Regions from separate parts of the Homo sapiens genome. Here region 1 is linked to region 2. Evidence: read pairs that join two places in POLR2A ChIA-PET (ENCODE). Cell type or tissue: HepG2. All regions are shown on one strand. Links, peaks and the distances in the headings refer to the core of each region. The heading gives the core; the rest is flanking DNA. Region 1 has its middle 47 kb from the start of PDGFA. Region 2 has its middle 19 kb from the start of PDGFA-DT.

Region 1 (11,108 bases), core at 2,692-7,691, 68 kb before region 2:
CTTTGTTGACACAGGAAAAAAAAATAGGAAAGTCTAGAGTATTACATAGGAGATTATCCTACCTCCTCATGGCCATCACCTCCTCACAGCCATCACTTCCCATGACTATCACCTCCTTCCTCAACCATCACTACCTCCCACAACCATCACCTCCTCCCACAACCATCACCTCTCACGGCCATCACCTCTTCCCACAAGCATTACCACCTCCCACAAATATCACCTCCTCCCACAACCATCACCACCCATGACCATCACCTCCTCCCACAACCATCACTTCCCATGACTATCACCTCCTTCCTCAACCATCACCACCTCCCACAACCATCACCTCCTCCCACAACTATCACTTCCCACAACCATCACCTCCTCTCACAACCATCACCTCCTCCCAAAACCATCACCTCCCATGGCCATCACCTCGTCCCACAACCGTCACCACCCATGACCATCACCTCCTCCCACAACCATCACCTCCTCATGGCCATCACCTCCTCCCACAAGCATTACCACCTCCCACAAATATCACCACCTCCCACAGATATCACCTCCCATGACTACCACCCCCCATGAGTATCACTTCCTCATAACCATCAGCTCCTCATGACCATCACCTCTCATGACCACCACATCTCACGACTATCACTTCCCCATGACTATCACTTCCTCATGACCATTACTTCCTCATGACCACCACCTCTCATAATCATCACCTCCCATCACTTCCCATGACTATCACTTCCTCATGAACATCACCTCTGATTGACCACCACCTCCCATGACCATCATCTCTCATGACTATCACTTCCTCATGACCATCCCTTCCTCAAGACTGTCACTTCCCCATGACCATTGCCTCCCATGACCATCACCTCTCATTGGCCATCGCCTCCCATGACCATCACCTCTCATGACTATCACTTCCTCATGACCATCACCTCTCATGACTATCACTTCCTCATGACCATCACCTCCTCATGACCATCACCTCTCATTGACCACCACCTCCTATGACCATCACCTCTCACTGACCACCGACTCCCATGACCACCACCTCTCATGACTGTCACTTCCTCATTACCATCACCTCTCATGACCATCACCTCTCATGACCATCACCTTCCATGACTGTCACTTCCTCATGACCATCACTTCCTCATGACCATCACCTTCCATGACTGTCACTTCCTCAAGACCATCCCTTCCTCAAGACTGTCACTTCCTCATGACAATTACTTTCTCATGACCACCACCTCTCATGACCATCACCTCCCATGACCTTCACTTCCTCATGACCGTCGCCTCCCATGGCCATCACCTCCTCACGACCATCACCTCTGTCACCATCACCATCTCTGTCATTCCTGCAACTGTCCTACCACCACTGCCACATCACTGTCATTGCCATTACCATCCCCCTCACAGCCTATTTCCTTAATTAGTGAGATGCGGGTGAGTGTTCCAGTGTCTGAGGACCCCAGGCTGGCAGAAGACGCTGAACTCAAGCCCAGGTCTTCAGATGCCAACTGCATGCTCTCTCGCCTCTGCCCTGGGTCCTACAGTCCCACCAGGCCCCTGGCCAAAGGCTCTATCCCCAGTGCTGAGACATGGTCACCAAAAGCCTAGCTAAAAGTCATTTCTGAAATCCTGTTTTCAAACCTCTACATAAGCCACACATATCTGGAACCTCCTCCTTTTTCCTAATGAAGTCAAAGGTGTTAACTTTACGGTGACTGCATGACTGGTACGAAGCACCCTGGCTGCCCACGGAGCCAACACAGAGCCACTTCCCCCTCCCAGAACCCCACACTCACGCTTACGTAACCCTCGGAGGAAGTCTCACATGATGACCGGCCTGCTGAAGAATGACTACCACCAATACAACTTTTTATGGGGTTGGTGGTAGAGTCTATATTTAAAACAATTCTGCAAATCCCTGGGAAGTGAATGCTCATTAGGATCTGGGGCAGCTTGCAAAGTAGAGACGGAGGTTTCAGCTAAGCCCTGGGGTATTGTAAACTGCAGAAAGAAAAATTGGATGTCAGGAAAGCCAGATCACTTCGACAAAGCTCAGCCGAGGACTTCCTTCCTCTGTCTGGGACTCTGCCTGGGCCTGAAGGCACCAATACGAACAGAAAGGCTGGCCTGTGGGAAGTTCCCAGGGTGTCCCAGTGACCCACACGCATGGGTGCAAGTGCCATGGAGAATGGGAGGTCCAAGAGCTGAGCTCCCACCCAACAGCCCTCCCCACGTGGGCACCTCTCAGAGTTCTGGGAACTAACTTCCCTGCACAGCTGTGTCTCACAGGGGACTCCAGGGTGGCTGGTCCAATAGGAGAGCCACGAGCCCCTGTGTGGGTACTTATGTTAAATTAAAGATGGATGACGTTTTAAAAGTTGAGAACCTCAGCTGTACCAGCCACATTTCCGGTGCCCAGTACACACATGTGGCCGGTGGCTGCCATGTTGGACGGTGCAGATCCAGGGCACACCCTAGAAAGCTCTATCGGCCAGCCTTGGTCCACAGGCTGGGAGCCCTGCAGGACTGTGGTGGGGTCCAGAGCTGAGGGTCCGGACGCTGCCTCAGTTGGCTCCAGCTACCGTGACAAAGCACCACAGACTGCGTGGATTAAACCGCAGCAATGATTCTCACCCTTCCGGAGCCAGAAGCCTGCAATCAAGGCATCGGCGGGGCTGGGTCCCTCTGGAGGCTCTAGGGAGTCATCCCGGCCTCTCTCAGCTTCTGGCGGCCGCCCTCCTTGTGTTCCATGACTTTCAGACGCGTCTCCCATCCCACCTCCCTCTTCACCCACCCCTTGTGTGTGTGAGTTTCTTCCATCTCTCATGAGGACACCAGTCATTGGTTTAGGGCCCACCCTAATCCAGGGTGGTCTCATTTAAGACATGGATTTAACTAGTTACAAGTGCAAAGACTATTTCCAAGTAAGGCCACATCACGGGTTCCAGGTGGACATAAATTTGGGGGACTGCTCAACGCAGCACACCCCTCCCCCACCACCCTATATCTCCCTGTGCCCCGCAGCACACCCCTCCCCCACCCTATATCTCCCTGTGCCCCGCAGCACACCCCTCCCCCGCCACCCTATATCTCCCTGTGCCCCGCAGCACACCCCTCCCCCACCCTATATCTCCCTGTGCCCCACAGCACACCCCTCCCCCACCCTATATCTCCCTGTGCCCCACAGCACACCCCTCCCCCACCCTATATCTCCCTGTGCCCCACAGCACACCCCTCCCCCACCACCCTATATCTCCCTGTGCCCCGCAGCACACCCCTCCCCCACCCTATATCTCCCTGTGCCCCACAGCACACCCCTCCCCCGCCACCCTATATCTCCCTGTGCCCCACAGCACACCCCTCCCCCACCCTATATCTCCCTGTGCCCCTCAACACACCCCTCCCCCGCCACCCTATATCTCCCTGTGCCCCACAGCACACCCCTCCCCCGCCACCCTATATCTCCCTGTGCCCCACAGCACACCCCTCCCCCGCCACCCTATATCTCCCTGTGCCCCACAGCACACCCCTCCCCCACCCTATATCTCCCTGTGCCCCACAGCACACCCCTCCCCCGCCCTATATCTCCCTGTGCCCCACAGCACACCCCTCCCCCACCACCCTATATCTCCCTGTGCCCCACAGCACACCCCTCCCCCGCCACCCTATATCTCCCTGTGCCCCTCAACACACCCCTCCCCCGCCACCCTATATCTCCCTGTGCCCCACAGCACACCCCTCCCCCGCCACCCTATATCTCCCTGTGCCCCACAGCACACCCCTCCCCCACCCTATATCTCCCTGTGCCCCACAGCACACCCCTCCCCCGCCACCCTATATCTCCCTGTGCCCCACAGCACACCCCTCCCCCACCCTATATCTCCCTGTGCCCCACAGCACACCCCTCCCCCGCCCTATATCTCCCTGTGCCCCACAGCACACCCCTCCCCCACCCTATATCTCCCTGTGCCCCTCAACACACCCCTCCCCCGCCACCCTATATCTCCCTGTGCCCCTCAACACACCCCTCCCCCGCCACCCTATATCTCCCTGTGCCCCTCAACACACCCTCCCCCACCACCCTATAGCTCCCCCATGCCCCTTCTCCCCTTTCATGCTGTTCGGGGCGTGTCCATCTGTTGACCGTCTGTCTCCCCCGCCAGGATCCTGTGCACCCCTGCACACGCCCAGCCTGGGCACACTCGGCAGACCGCTGATGATCTACTGGAAGAGCAGACGAGGGTCTGACTTCCTAAGTCATGGTGTCAGCCTCGAACAGGAGTGTTCTGGGTCCAGGGAGATGTCATGGAGTGAGCTGGGCCTGGGCTGGAGGCCTGGCTCTGCTGGCGGGGCTGAGCCCATTCACCCATCAAGCCCCCGTTTCTCATCTGTATGATGGGAGGCTCCCCGCACCACCCTCTCTTCCCTATCACCTTTCCGACTGACCTGGGTGGGGGCCAGGTGTGACTGTGGCCAGGGTCTATGGGGGATCACTGAGGTCCTCAAGATGGCCCCGGACAAGGAGGGGCATCAAAGCAGGGGAGACAGAGGAGCTCTGGCCCCGTCTTCCCCAGCAGCCCATGAGCCATGGATCAGCCGGGGGCGCCCATGTTGAGCAGTCCCAGGGAGCCCGCTGCCCTGAGCCATTTGACCAGAGGGGTGGCCCGGCCAGCTCGGCACAGTGCTGAATTCTGGGGACCTCATCGCTCCTGCCGGTCCCCTAGGGGCTCACAGTGGGGCTGGAACGAAAGGGAGCCTGATGGAGCCTGCAGCTGACTGCCCAGGAAGCTTCCGGAACGCAGCCACGTGGGAGCGGTTGCTGGAACTTCCTCACACTGCCTGTTCAGGCCGGGCCCGCATTCCCCCTCCAAGGGAAGGGAGGGCCAGAGCCGGTGCGAAATCTGTCCTGGCAGCTCCCCAGGGACTCCCGGGGCAGGCTCAAGTTTCTAAGGAGCATAAACTATGTCTTACAAGTCGAGATAGTGACTCCAGTGACTGAAAACATCAGAAATAGCTCTGCTGAGTCAGTCCCTTCCCAAAGTTCTGTGGGAAAGAGTCTGTCGGCCAGAGGGCTGACCCCACAGGCCCCAGCTCACTTGCAACAGCTCCTGCAGCCCAGGGAGAAGGCATGGGAGGGACCCGGGTGGTGGCACCTGGCAGCTGGTGAGCAGCCCTGAACCGTCCCTGGTGACAAGGAGGGGACACAGCTTAGAGGCACCCGCCATGCCACCTTTGTGGAGCTGGGCAGGCCTGGGGTTTAGGGACTCGGCGCAGGTCCCCCGGCCCCCTCATCCTGACACTTCTTTTCCTGGAGCTGCCTTTTCACAGCCTTCCCCCGAGGAGGAGTGACCTTTGGCTTGTTTGGATGTTAAGCGGGGAATCCGCACACAAGCCACAGTGTATGCGCACACACACAGAGGCACTGACGCACGGTGGCTTTACATGAAGGAGGTGCGTTATATCACATGACAGGAAGTTCAAGGTGTGCACTCAGTGATTCTGTGATACCACAGGAGCTGGGATTCCTCCTCCTCTCTACCCTGCCATTCTCAATTGGCCTCACACCTCATAATTGTCCCCTCGTGGTCACAAGAGGACTGCCATAGCTCCAGGCATCACGTCCTCATCCACCACCCTCTAAAGGCATCCCTGCCTTCTGCCCCTTTTATGACTTTTTATTTTTATTTTTATTTTTATTTTTAAAGATGGGTTCTGGCTCTGTCACTCAGGCTACAGTGCAGTGGCACGGTCATAGCTCACTACAGCCTCAACCTCCAGGGCCCAGGCAATCTTCCCACCTCAGCCTCCTGAGTAGCTGGGACCACAGGCATGCACCACCATGCCTGGATAATTTTTTTTTTATTTTTGTAAAGATAGGGGTCTCGTTATGTTGCCCAGGCTGGTCTCGAACTCCTGGCCTCCAGCAATCCCCCTGCCTTGGCCTCCTAAAGTGCAAGGATTACAGGCATCAGCCACTGCACCCAGCCTTGTGCCCCTTTCTGAGAGCCGGGAAGATGCTCCCAGGAGCCCTCGGGAGGCTTCCCTCCGGTCTCGTGGCCAGAATTGTCTCCTGCTCGTGTGAGTCGGTGGCGGGCCAGGCGAATGGAGCTACCGGGGCTGCCGCTTTGGACTGCTCGGCATTTGCCCCATGGGGCTGCACAGGGGCCCAGGCTGGCTGAGAATGTCCCTGGGTCCAGGAGGCAGACGGAGGTACAGCCCAGCAGCCAGGAGGTGTGTCAGGATGTTCCCCAGTCAGCACCCGTGGAGGGGAGGGAGGAGGCAGGGTGGGCGAGGAAGGTCCAACAGTGGACGGCCTGCCCACAAGAAGCTCTGAGGCTGGGAGCTGGCAGAGTTGCTGCAAGTGGGTTGGGCCAGGACTGCTGGGCCTGTGCACCTGCCTGGATGCATCAGTGGTCGTGGGCTGCCCTGGGAAGGGCGTGAAGCTCCCTGCAGCCAAGGATCCTGGAGGTGCTGACATCACCCAGCCACCGGACAACAGCCTGCCCTACTTCGAGGAGCTCTGGGCAGCCCAGCCCCATGTCCCCCTCACGCCCCACCCCACAGCTGACAAAAAGACCACAGGAGTCCAACAGCCAACCAGGGGGAGGCCGTTGAATTCGGGGGACAACCAGAAACGCCTGAAACAGAGATAAAGAGACTGATATGGAAAAGACTGGGCTGGCATGGTGGCTCCCAACTGGGATCCCAGTGCTTTGAGAGGCCGAGGCGGGAGGATCACTTGAGCCCAGAAGTTCAAGACCAGCGTGGGCAACATAGTGAGACCCCGTCTCTTTTAAAAATCCTTTTTTAATTAGGCAGGCATAGTAGTGCGTGCCTGTTTTCCCAGCTGCTAGGGAGGTAGAGGCAGGAGAATCACGGGAGTTTCGAAGTCCAAGGTCACAGTGAGCTGTGATTGCACCACTGCACTCCAGCCTGGGCAACATGGCAAGACCCCATCTCTAAAAGAAAGAAACAAGAAGACATGGAGAGAAATATCCAAAAATGTTTACAATAATGATTTCTGGATAGAAGGATTATAGGAAGTTTGTCGTTTTTTTCTTTGTCCTACTCTGTCTAAAGTGAATATGTATTTCTTTTATAATCAAAAAAACTTAACTTTTTTATAAGAAGTCCTTTTGTCAACAGAGCACAGGGTCTGGATTCAAAGACATGGGCTCAGCTCCTTTTGGGGCAATCCCAGGGCCCGCTGACGAGATCCGGGACAAAGTGAGTTCTGGGGACAGTCGGCTGTGCCTGCAGCCTCTGCTTCAGGATTCCCCACTGTGTTCTCCAGCCCACACTCCAGCACCCTGAGACTGGGGTTAGGTATGACCTTTCCCACGAATTAGCCATGTGATATTTTTTGAAGACATGAATTGTCATACTGCCAGATTCTTCATCCATAAAGTGGATCGTGCCCTTAGCTGGCTCACGAGTTGTGTTTGTTGAGATGGGTAACTCTAGCTGCTCTAATAGAGCCTCATACTCCCCAGCTTGACACAGTAGAGTTTATTTCTCGGTCAGGGGAAGGCCAACCTGGATTGTTCCCAGATGGTGGGCAGCAGTCCACATGGTCATGCAGGGATCCAGGCTCCACTTGACTCAGCTCTGCTGTGCTGCCTTTGGCCCCTCCAAATTCTCCACTCAGACAGAGAAAGAGGGCGAGGATCATGGTGGGGCAGGAGTAGGGCCAGGCTTGGAAATCCCCCGAATCCCACTGGCTGGAGCCCAGGGACATGGCTGCACCGGAGGCCAAAGGTCAGGCAGCCAGGAAGCGCACTCAGGCAGGCAGGATGTGTGTTAGGAGGGGGTGGGGGTGGATCAAGGTTGGCCTCACAAGCGTGGGATTTTGCTGATTGGGCTGTGAGGGTCTTGGCCTCCCAACACACCCAAGCCCCCGGCCATGCACGTGGAGCATGCGTGGGGGGCAGGAGGAGCTGGGTTCCCCCTCAGACGTGGAGCCTCCCTCTCTCTCTCTGGAATGGGCACTCATGTGCTTCTGTCCAGGGATTTGAATCTTGAGGGACAGATGAAGGCGCTGGGACACTTTAGAAATTATTCACAGCAACAGCAGTGTCGTCCTAAACCCGGGGGACGGCCCCGCCCTGGCTGGGACCCCAGGGGTCATGTGGCTCTACTGTGTCCCCAGCCCTCCTGCCGTCAGCCGTCCCATTATCTATCCCACCACCATCTACTCTCGTAGTTTGTAACCAAGACGCGCGGCGGATAGGAGGTCAGTGATGTAAGACTGACCCGGAACTCTTCTGGGAGCTTCAGGGTCACAGGCTCTGGTCCTGGCTCTGTGGAGGCTTCTCAGCAAGGCTGGGGAGAGTGCAACACAGCTGGGTCACCTGAGATCCAGGAGAGAATACAAGATGCACAAGGGGCCAGGTGCAGCAGCTACACCGCCAGCACTGCGGGAGGCCGGGGCGAGAGGCTACATCACCAGCACTGCAGGAGGCCGGGGCATGAGGCTGCAGGACCAGCACTGTGGGAGGCCAGGGCATGAGGCTGCAGGACCAGCACTGTGGGAGGCCGAGGCATGAGGCTGCAGGACCAGCACTGTGGGAGGCCAAGGCATGAGGCTGCAGGACCAGCACTGTGGGAGGCCGATGGGGGAGGCTAGAGCCCCAGCACTGCGGGAGGCCGGGGCGAGAGGCTACATCACCAGCACTGCAGGAGGCCGGGGCATGAGGCTGCAGCACCAGCACTGCAGGAGGCCAGGGCATGAGGCTGCAGGACCAGCACTGTGGGAGGCCGAGGCATGAGGCTGCAGGACCAGCACTGTGGGAGGCCAAGGCATGAGGCTGCAGGACCAGCACTGTGGGAGGCCGATGGGGGAGGCTAGAGCCCCAGCACTGCGGGAGGCCGGGGCGAGAGGCTAGAGCACTGTGGGAGGCCGAGGCGGGAGTCTACACCATCCAGCACTGCCGGAAGCGGAGGCAGAGGCTACACCACTAGCACCAAGGGAGGCCAGGGTGGGAGGCCATGGCAGCACAGGAAAGCTGGGATGTTTCCCAAAGCCCCTTCCCAATGTGGTTCCGGATCAGGGCTGGCCACAGGAGGACGTGGTCTGGACTTGGGAGGAGAAGCTGTGGTTTGGTGTCTGGAGTGGGTGTGGGCCTCGTGGGGCGGGTCTGCTTGTCATCTGGGTGGTTCAGGAGAACGGCCAGCACCTCCGGCTCCTGCAGGCCTCACCCCACAGCCCTTCAGGGCCCTGGGCTGGATGCACGTGTGCTCCACAGCCAAGGGCCCGGCTGTCCTGCAGGGGCCTGGCTAAGACAGGAGGTGGGGAGAGAGCAACACGGGGACATACCAGGTGTTCTCAAGGGCCCCAGCCTGACTCCACTGTCCCTCACTTCATGTCTCTTATGGGCTGGACTGTGCCCCCAGATATTCATATGTCCAAATTCTAACCCCCAGGACCCCTGAATGTGACCTGATTTGGAGACAGGGCCCTTGCAGATGAGATTGAGGGGAGATGAGCTCACAGGAGGCCCCGATCTGGTGGGACTGCTGTCCTCATGGAAAGGGGGAACCTGGACCCAGGGAGAGGCTCACATAGAGGGAAGAAGATGGGAAGAGACACAGGGAGACGACGGCCATCCAGAAGCCAGTGAGAGGGACCAGGACGGATTCTCCTTCAACCCCCAGAAGGAGCCTGTCCTGCAACACCAGGGCCCCAGACCTGTGGCCCTCAGGACGTGAGAAAATCAATCCCTCAGAGGCCCCCAGAACATCCGCCTTCCCATCCCCACGGTGCTGGGCTCAGCACTGCACAGGCCACACGCCCTGCCCGTGGCTGCTTCACCTGCCCCCAGGACATTGCTGAGCACCCTGTTTTCTGTCGGAGTCCCAACGGCACAGAGGCAAGAGCTTTCAGGGCTTGGCACCCGAGCCCTCAGACGGCGGCAGGAGGCATCGCAAGCCTCCCTGGAGGTCTTTTAGGAGAGCGGCGCCAGCGGCCCGCGGGGGCTTCAGAGGGCGAGCAGAGCTGGGCCCCCCGGTGGGTGCCCCTGGGAGAAGCGCATGTTCCAGCTGCCTCCCACCCTGGGCGCGCGTCTCAGGGGCTACGTGAGACCCTCCGCCACGGCCACCGTGGAGGAGCCTGCATGCGAGGCTGGGTGGGGGAACCACAGCACCGTTTCGCGGCTGTTTTGTTTTTGTTTTTGTTTTTTGTTTTGTGGGTTTTTTATTTTGTTTTTGTTTTTGTTTTTTCGAGACTGACTCTCACTCTGTCGCCCGGGCTGGAGTGCAGTGGCGTGATCTCGGCTCACTGCAACCTCCGCCTCCCGGGTTCAAGCCATTCTCCTGTCTCAGCCTCCCGAGTAGCTGGGATTACAGGCACGCGCCATCACACCCGGCTAATTTTTGTATTTTTAGTAGAGACGGGGTTTCACCACGTTGGCCAGGCTGGTCTCAAACTCCTGACCTCAGGTGATCCACCCGCCTCGGCCTCCCAAAGTGCTGGGATGACAGGTGTGAGCCACCACACCCGGCCTTGCTGCTGTTTTTATCACATTAAAACACAAAATTAATTCAGCCATTTCTCCTGACCCCAAAATGTCTGAGGAGTAGAGCAAGCAGAGAGGTGAATGATTCATATCTTTGGAATCCCTACTGCAAACGCGTGCAGAAATAAACTGGGTTTTCCTCCTGTAACAGGGCCGTTTCACCTGGGGGGCTGCACGTCTGCAGAGTGAGGCTCCGCAGGCAGATGCTACAGGGAAAGGCAGCCCTGGGGACCAGGAAATGATGCCGTCCTCTTGGACACTGGGGAGAGTGACCTGGGGGAGGTGGACACAGCGCGGCTGGGGCGAGGCCTGGGCTCCAGGTCCCCATGCAGGGCAGTCCGAGGGTGTCCTCATCCACCTCCCTTTGTACCGTGAGTTTGCTGAGCCAGATGGTGACACAGGGCTCCTGAGGGCTCAGCCTGGAGTCTGTGAGTCTAAATCAGAACTTGCCTGGTGGTCGTCCTTACGTTCATCTGAGGTGAAGGTCTGGGTCCTTCGTGCTTGAATCTCACCCAAGGCAGGAAGTCTTTGCTGCCCTTCTGAGTTGCAAAGCCCCTCCCAGAGGAACAGCACCCT
Region 2 (9,256 bases), core at 3,274-8,273:
GTACTCTGTGTCCACCCCGTTCTAGTCAGGGGACGCAGCAGGGACACAGTCCCACCCTCATGGGACTGGACATCTGGAAGGTGAGGATGGGTGACAAACACGTGAACCAGGGGCTTAACCTGCCTGTTGGACAGTCTGGCTATTTCAGCTGATGCGTTCAGCTCCAGAAAATAGAAACTCAGCCCAAACACAGTCAGGGATCTTACTGGGAAGCCCAGAGGCGGGATTCAGGAGAGGTCTGATCAAGGGTCCGGCTCCACATCTTGGTCCTCCTCTTGGGTTCCCTCATGGTGACAAGACGGCTGCCAGGAGCGGCTGGAGAGCCCTGGTTCTCGTCAGCAAGAAAGAGTGCGAACCACCCGTCTGCCTACCGGTAAGATCAATGAAGCTCTTTCTCAGAACGCAGTCCTTGGCCAGGGGGCTGAGATGCCCACTCCTGAACTGCCATCCGACCCATGGATCGCCTGTTGTGAAGAGCGCCACGACCTCGCCAGCACTGACCCCTCTGGTCAGTTCTCTTATCTGATAGGACATCACTGCAGCATTGCACACCTGCCCCCGATGTGCCGCCTTCTCCTGTTTCAGGACCCCCAGCCCTGTGTTCTGGAGTCAACCCCGGCTACTCCTTCCCGGGCTCCTCTTTTCTTTATTGTTTTATCTTGTGAGACAGGGTCTTGCTCTGTTGCCCAGGCTGCAATCACAGCTCACTGCAATTTCCACTTCCCAGGCGTAGGTGATGCTCCCACCTCAGCCCCACGAGTAGCTGGGACTACAGGTGCAAGCCACCACACCTGGCTAATTTTTGTATGTTCTGTAAAGTTAGGGTCTCACTGTGTTGCCCAGGCTGGTCTTGAATTCCTGGGCTCAAGTGTTCCTCCCGCCTCGGCCTCCCACAGTGGTGAGACGCCAGGCGTGACCCACCATGCCTGGCCCGGCTCCTCCTCTTCACCCTGGAGGGTCCAGAGCTCACTCTTCACCGTCTTCTCATGGGGGCAACACTGCCTCCGTCCTGACAACTGGACTCGGGTCCAGCTCTGCCCAACACCTCTGCATGGGTGTCTAAAGACAAGCTGATCTCATTATGGCCCAAACAGAGCCCCAAACCCACAGCGCCCCAGCTTCGTCCCCCAGGCAACAATGACACCACCTCCCAGCCACCCAGGCCAGCAAGGGGCACCCGGCCTGCACCTTCCCCCTCACCTGGTGCCTCTGGTCTGGGGGAACCCCTGTTGACTCAACCTCTGAGCCTCTCCCAAACCTAACCAGGTAGAACCTCCACCTGGCCCCACCTCTTCTCCAGGGATAACTGTGGCCTCCCTTCAGCCTTCTCCCTGGATCCCCTACGGTCCTAGAGTGAGCCTTAATTTTAAAACCTAAGCCAGCCGGCTGGGTGCGGTGGCTCACCCCTGTAATCCCAGTACTTTGGGAGGTCGAGGCGGGCAGATCACCTGAGGTTGGGAGTTCGAGACCAGCCTGATCAACATGGAGAAACCACGTCTCTACTAAAAATACAAAATTAGCCGGGCGTGGTGGTGCATGCCTGTAATCCCACCTACTTGGGAGGCTGAGGCAGAAGAATCGCTTGAACCCAGGAGGGGGAGGTTGCAGTGAGCCAAGATCGCGCCACTGCACTCCAGCCTGGGCAATGAGAGTGAAACTGTCTCAAAAAAAAAAAAAAAAAAAAACCCTAAGCCAGCCAGGTCACAGCTCTGCTCCGTGGATACCCCAAAAGCCCAAGGAAAAGGGAAATCCACCATAAGACGGTAAAAGGAACCCCTGGCAGGAGAGGTGAGGGGCTTGGCTCCTGAAGACACCGCCCTTGCCAAGTCTGGGGCCTTCCCCTGAGTTACAGAGCACTTCCCTGGCAGATCACAGGTTAAAAATAATTCTGTCCTCCCTGCCCGGGCTCTTGTTGGAGGAGCTGATGGGGGCAGAACCCAGACCCACCTTCCATTAGCAAACCTCAGGGGCTAGGTCTGGCCTGGGCCCAAGCCAGCCCCACCTGGTCCCTAGGGAGCTCCTAGGAGGCAACACCGCCGGCTCTTGCTTTTCAAAGCCATTGTGGTCTTCTGGCCCGTCGGCGAGGCCGTGTGTGAAACCCAGCAGGAGGGGTCTCCAGGAACCACAGGGTGTCACCCAGAGTGTCCAACAGAGACCCCAGAATTCCAGAGAGGCCGTGAGGTACCACGGATGAGGGTCACTCAGCCCTGACGGCCCGGGGTCCAGAGTCTCCTTCTAGCCTGTTCCTGGATGACAGCCACGCTTACCCTCAGTATCCCAGAAATGATAACATTTGCTGCCATGGTTCTCTATTGCTGCCTAATAAACCACCTCCAAATGCAGAGTCTCAACCCAACAGTGAAGACCTCATGACAGGCACCATGGCCCACGCCTGTGATCCCAGCACTTTGGGAGGCCGAGGCAGGAGATCATTTGAGCTCAGGAGGTTGAGTCCAGCTTGGGCAACACAGACCTCATTTCTACAAAAAATTACAAAGTTAGCCAGGCGTGGTGGTGCGTGCCTATAGTCTCAGCTACTTGGGAGGCTGAGGCGGGAAGATGGCTTGGGCCCAGGGGTTGAGGCTGCAGTGAGCCGTGATCGCACCGTTGTACTCCAGCCTGGGCAACAGAGCGAGACCCTGCCTCAAAAACCAAAAACAAAACAAATTCATGACTTCACGGTGTCTGTAGTTCAGGAATTCAGAAACGGCTTCCCCGGGATCCTGTGGACCAGGCCGTGGTTGTTAGGTGTCGGTTTCTCACCCTGCAGCTGCTTGAGTGTCCTCACAACATGGCGGCTGGCATCCCGGGGAGCAAGAGGCCCAAACAGCAAGGCCAAAGCCACCGTGTCTTCTCTGACCACTCCTGGGAAGCCCCACCCCAGCACAGGCCCTGTCAATGCAGGAAGGGCTATGGGAGGGCACAGACATGGGGAGGTAGGACCTCGGGCCCACCTGGAGGCTGGCAGCCACCCTTGACTTAATGCTGCAGTGAGGATGAAATGAGCCAATGCCAGTGCCTGGCACATGGGGGAGTTTTCTCACCACTGGGCACCCCCAGCTTCTCCTCGGGAGACTTGCAGGGGCCTAAACTCATCCATATTCACTTCCAAGAAGTGGGCTCCGTGAAGCCTTGCCGAGCCGGGGAAGCAGCGACGGAGGGTGCCTAGGTGTGATGGAGGGTGCCTAGGTGTGATGGAGGGGGCCTGGGTGTGGTGGAGGGGGACCTTGTTCAGGGGCCAGGGGGCACTCACCTTCATGGTGCTGGAAGCCCCCAGGGACAGTGAGCCTGGCTTTCACCCTCCTGAAGAGTCCCCCCCCCAAAAAAGACATTGGCCAACCCAGCTCCCAGGCTTTCACTCTCCTGGTCCCCGCCAAAAAAAGACATCGGCCCACCCGGCTCCCAGGTGGGAGAGGGACCTGATCCACCTCCGGGGCCAGCCTGCCAGGGACCTGGCCTTACCACGACTGCCCTCAGCGTCCTCAGCTGTGAAGTGGGGCTGATTTGCCTACACTCCAGGGAAATCAGGAATAGAGAGAGTGAGTTAATCCATGGAGAGGGCTGGGAACAGCGCTGGGCACAGGAAGCACCAGGAAATCGACTCCCCCACCAGGCTGTGGCCCTCACTCACACGCCCCCCTCCCTCCACGCCTGGCCGCCGGCCTTGGGTGCAGGGAACACACCCACCCCAGCTCCGTGGTTGTGGGCGGCCCGGCCAGGCCCTGCTTAGGTTCTGGGGTGCACTGCAGGGGTGCACAGCAGGAGTGCGCTGCGGTGGATCAGGGCCGTGGAGGGCCCAGCCTGGGGCTGACCTGACCAGAGCCCAGGGGAGCCGGGGTCCCTGGAGGAGGGCGCCCCTGGTCCAGGGGCTGCAGAGGAATCTGAGGCGGCTTCCAGGAGGAGGTGGCATTTGAATCCAGCCTTGAAAGACAGCAGCAGCTGTCCCAGGCCTGGAATTTCCTCTTCCCATGCAGCCAGGCCCCACCCCTCTTATCTGCCTCCTCGGGGAGCTGGATCCCAGGGACCTTCCCGAGAAGGGCAGCCCAGCCTGGCCCCACCCCACCCCAAGGCCGCAGGCTGTGTCACCCGCCTGGAATGCACTTTCCAGTCCTCCCCTCCCTCCCCCATGCCAGCCCTTCACTTCCTGACCCAGCCGGCCAGGCCAGCCCCCAGGCCTCAGAAAATCTGGGGGCCCCCCCGGGCCTGTCACCCCAGAAAGGTGGGGGGAAGGGGGCACCCCCTAGACAGGAGGAAGGAGCTCCTGAGAGTCTCACCTTACAACCTCCCCATGGGGACAGCAAGCCCTCAGTGTCCCCTCCTAGGCCCCCAAGGAAGCCAGACTTGCTGAGAGGAACACAACTCACACATCCCCCCAGGGCCCCCACTTCCTCACCAACCCAATGGGGGCTCTAGGGGCGTCAGCATCCTGCGGTTTCTTAAAGACGCTGGCGACCCTCCTTCACTCCGGTGGCTCCTCCAAGCCTCTCTACAGCCCAACTGGACAGATGGGCATGGCCCCAAGGTGTTTCGAGCCAGCCAGAGTCCAGAGCTGGGGTCCCCTCTCGGGCACAGTTGCCCGCCCTACCCTTTCCTTCCCCATCCCTCAGACTGGTAGGGTCCCAGGAGCCGGCCTGGAGGTCAGACCAGGAATGCCCAGAAGCCAGTGGAGTCAGCAGGGCTCTGAGCATTCCCCACACGGGACCCTGCCTGCCACATAGGACCCCGCCTGCCACACAGTCACCTCCCCAGGCCCTGAGCTCAGAGCAGTTGCCCTCTGTCGCCTGCACAGGGGGTCCTGTCTGCCTCCCCTGGACTTGGAAGGACCCTTCCAGCTGGCGGGGGGCTCCCGTTTGGGGACAAGTGCCTCAGCTACGCCGGTGGAGCCTTGGTGAGGAACCCCTGTGCCCCCACTCACTGCGGGCAGAGGCACCACCTCTGGGGGCCGGTGTGAAGCCAGACTCCTAGCCAGCCCTGCAGCCTGTCCCAGGGGCCAGTAGAACCGGGAGGGGGCCGGGTGTGTAACTGCCTCCTGAGGCCGGCGAGTAGATTCCTGAGGCTCAGGGCGGTGCCCTCCTCTACCTGCCCACACACTCCAAGGGAGCTTCAGTCCCCACCTGCCAGCTGGAACAGGGGCTCCCTGAGGGCCCGAGTCCCCAACGCTAACACAGGAGGCACCAGGGAGCGTCTGCGGAATTAAACCAACACTCTGTGTGCACGTCACACGTTTAGCGGACACAGGCCCAGGCTCCCTACACTGGGGTCCCCGCCCCTGCTCTCCGGCGTTCCGAGCCTAGACGTGGAGGTGAACAGACACGTGGCCTCCTGCGCCGGGGGTGGGGTGGGGTGGGGTGGGGTGGGGTGGGGTGGGGTGGGGTGGGTGGTGAGGGGGTGTGCAGGGCTGCCTGGATGCACTCGGCCTAACGGCCCGGGAAGAGCCTGGGGCCTGAGAATTCCAGCCACCACCACCCCAGGGGTGCCGCCCACTGCTCACAGGGCCACCCACACCTCTAGCCACCTCATCGGGCCTCCAGGCGGCTGCCCTGTGTGGTGTGGGGGGACTCCCAGAGGGAGTGAGCCCGCCCTCCTAGGAGAAGCCTGGCCAGGTTCCAGTGGGGTGGTGGCCCGGCCCATAAACAGGAGGGGTTTATGGCCCAGTGACAGGCAAAACTGGTGGGGCAAGCCCAGGCTAGATCCCAACCCTGAGCCAAGGACAAGAGGATTCCAGAGTGGGAGCAGGAAGGCAGGGGTCCGTGGAACCAGCCTGCTCCCCTGCTCCCTACGGGCCTCCTCCACCCTATCTCAGGGACCCAGGCCCCAGTCCCAGAGCACCCAGGGGCCACCCCCACCCCGTCCCTGGCCAAGCCTCACCCCCTCCAGAGCGGCCTGTCACCACCTCGGGGTGGGAGCAGCCTCTCTGCTCTCCATCAATGCGGAGAGTTGATACCAGGGTTGTCTACCTTCATGAAAGTTACTTGTTGTGATTTCTTCGGCCTACAGAAAAATATAAACGTGGGCTCCTAGGAGCACCAGCACATGACCAGGACCTCGTCCTTCTAAAGCGTGTAAAGTTTGCTTTACTGTATTGACAGCAACAATAATCAGACCAAAAGCAAGATGACAAGACTCCTTCTCACTCGGGTAGTTCGGAGGAGCAAAGTGTGAGAGGCCCAGCGGGGCTGCAGCCTCAGCTCTGATACCCCAGCCAGACCCGCTGTCTCCCAGACTCAGTTTCCCCACCCCGCCTAAGGTCTCCGGGGCTCCTCCGCGCAGCGATTCCATTCCTTCTGACCCAGGCTGCCTCTGCAAGAGTCCCGTCTGGGTTTAGAGTTGGTCGTACATTCATTCATCCAACATCTGAGTGTTCCCTGTGTGCATGGCGCACAGTGTGGCCAGACACACACTCTGGTGTAGAGGAACCAGCCGGCCTGTGCCCGTATCATGAACGCCGTAGCCTGTCCCTGGGACTAGACAGCCAATCAGGCGTTGTGCGCAGCATAACTAGCTTGATGCCTGCTGACCCCCAGCCAGAGCTCACCTGGGTCAAGAGTTCCTGGACCCTGGAAGGTGTGGTGGTTTGAAAACAGGACCACCAGTCCCTTGATCTCTCACATCAGCAAGTGGGGGTCTGTGTCCCCCTGGATCCAGGCAGGCTGTCTCATCATCAACCACAGACTGTGCTGGAAACAATGCTCTGTGGCCTCTGAGACTCGGTCGCAAATGGCCACGCAGCTCACACCCTGCCTGCTGGAACAGGGGCTCCCTGAGGGCCCGAGTCCCCAACGCTAACAGCTGGCTGGAACCAGCTGGCTTTTGGAGCCCTCAGACGTCTCGAGGGAAATCTAGCTCCACTAGAGCCACCATGCTGGGAGGAAGCCCAAGCCACACAGGATGTAGGCGCCGCCCCACCCAACCCCAGGGAGCCCGCTGAGCCCCCCACCCCCACCTGCAGGGAGCTTGCTGAGCCCCCTCCCCCACTCCCAGGGAGCCCGCTGAGCCCCCCACCCCCACCCCACCCACAGGAAGCCCACTGAGCGCCCCCACCCACCCCGACACCCAGGGAGCCCGCTGAGCCCCCTACCCCACCCCCAGGGAGTCTGCTGAGCCCAGACCCCAAGCATCACGGAGCACACAAGCGCCACTCACCGGGCCCTGTCTGAGGTCTGCAGGGCAGCATCCGTAGTGAACATGAGGCGTCTGTTTCGTGCCACCACGTTTTGGAGTGTGATGCACACAGCAATCACCCGACAGATCGAGGAAGGGCCACAGGACAGGCTGCGTCCATGGAGACGTTTGCCGCTTTTCCAAAACTGGGGGCCGCTGAGAGGCACCTGGGCGTCCCTCGTCAGGGAGTTCTCGGGGCCAGCCACAGGTGGGGAGACGCTTGGCTTAGGTAATAGGAGGATAGGAGAGGAGGCCTCACTTCCAGCTGCTGTGCTCAGGGTGGGGCACGCAGAGGCCTTGAAGAGTAGGAGCAGGCAGTATTCCAGGATGACTGCAGGCCCACCGGGCCCACTGGGAGCTGAAGGACATGGCGCACACAGCAGAAGCTCCGGGAGGCACATGCCGGACGTGGGGAGGGCCCAGTTCCCATCACTGTTGGGTGTGACAGAGACGTCATACGCGACAGCAGCTCCACAGCCGTGAATGTCCTCTGCACCAGACCCCATTCAACCAGCTCCACCTACACAGTCTCGCGTCAGCTCACCCCCAACCCCACGCAACCAGCTTCACCTGCGCAGTCTCGCGTCAGCTCACTTCCAACCCCCTGCAACCAGCTTCACCTGCGCAGTCTCGCGTCAGCTCACCTCCAACCCCACGCAACCAGCTTCACCTGCGCAGTCTCGCTTCACCCTCACCTCCAACCCCCTGCAACCAGCTTCACCTGCGCAGTCTCGCGTCACGCTCACCTCCAACCCCCTGCAACCAGCTTCACCTGCGCAGTCTCGCGTCAGCTCACCTCCAACCCCCTGCAACCAGCTTCACCTGCGCAGTCTTGCTTCACTCTCACCTCCAACCCCACGGGGCAAACATTATGACCCCACTTTAGAGATGAGCAGTGTCAGAGGAGTTAAGGAACGTGCCTGGGGCCACACAGCAAGGAAGAGCTGGGACTAGGGTTTGAGGCACGTTAGGTGACCGTGTAATTCTCTGCTTTACCCAGCACAGCGCACGCCAGCCAGCCCGGGCAGGGCCGCAGCATCCCAGGCCGGGGATCGCCAGGCTCCTTTTCAAGTGCATTTCTGAGATACAACAGTCAATTTCCCCAACTGCGCAAGTGAAAACAATGTTTGGCTAAGGAGGCTGGTGAGGGGCTGACAGTCTTAATTCTAAGGGACGTCTCCAGCGGTGACACGGGGCTCCGTCCCCAAGCAGACCCCCTGCTGGGATCAGTGGAACCCGACCCAGTGACCTTCTGCCTGGCTGAAGAAAGCCCTATGGGTGGATTATACAACGCGCTGCGTGCCTGCAAGATCTGACTGTAAAGCTGTTCCCATGAGCAGCCTCTGAGAGCCTTCGTGGCCCCCAAGCAGGCCAGGGGCAGGCCCAGACTGAGGGGTGAGGGGAAGGCCTCCCTGCACTTGGTGGAGAAGTTAGAACCAGACGAGAGGAACCCTCGAGGAAGGGAAATCCTTTGACCAACTGGAGGTGGAGCTCGGGTAGGAAAGTTAGTCACCAGCCGCCTAATTTGGTCACATTCCAGGAGGCAAGAGCGGCCCAAGAGGGGAGAGAGAGGTCAGCGTGGCTGGTAGCTCTGGAAGGGGCAAGGATGAGCTGGACTCTGACGAGGCCAGGGCAGGCCCACAGCCCATCTGGACCGGGGAGTCTCCTAGGCCAGAGCCCTTGGGGCCGAATGGAGCTCCGAAGGGTGGGGCCCAGGATCCCGGAGCCACCCCTGCCGAGGGCCTCCTGGCCCGACCTCCAGACATGAAATCACCCCCAAGTCCCAGGCCCCATATGGCAGGGCCTGCCTGTCTCCCCAGCGTGGCAGCCGGGGGGCCCGGGAGGAAACTGCCTGGCCTCAAAGTGAGTCACCCCCGCCGGCTGATTCAGCCACCCTGAGCCAGGGGAGGTGAGGCCGGGACTGTCCGTGGTCTGGAGGGGCCTCGGCCAAGCCCAGTCCCCAGAGGCCAGCTCACCCCAGCAGGGCGCGTGGGCCGGTGCCACTGTTCAGCCTGGGACCCCTGCCGAGCCTCTTACGGCCAGTAATTAGCTCATTCCACCAACAGCCTGGATGGGTCGTGACACCCATCTTACA

Evidence for each region. ChIA-PET counts read pairs that join two places held together with the same protein. Peaks named below come from ENCODE experiments on the same cell type or tissue, not always from the same donor. Only the 100,000 strongest peaks of a DNase experiment are listed, where the experiment ranks them.
Region 1: POLR2A ChIA-PET joins it to region 2 with 14 read pairs; 5 of 35 experiments call an interaction of 5 or more read pairs at or near these places.

Annotation. Positions count from the first base shown.
Region 1 is chr7:467,169-478,276 of GRCh38, forward strand. No RefSeq gene overlaps it. Among named protein-coding and RNA genes, the nearest start is that of PDGFA, 47 kb to the right of the region's middle. RefSeq lists enhancers at 3,796-4,752, 7,624-7,918, 8,241-9,135. In HepG2, for the core only: no CTCF peak of the experiment used is centred there; a DNase peak (open chromatin) is centred at 5,433.
Region 2 is chr7:534,358-543,613 of GRCh38, forward strand. No RefSeq gene overlaps it. Among named protein-coding and RNA genes, the nearest start is that of PDGFA-DT, 19 kb to the left of the region's middle. RefSeq lists enhancers at 4,305-5,248, 5,249-6,190. In HepG2, for the core only: no CTCF peak of the experiment used is centred there; DNase peaks (open chromatin) are centred at 4,044, 5,244 and 5,564; H3K4me3 peaks cover 1,293 bases.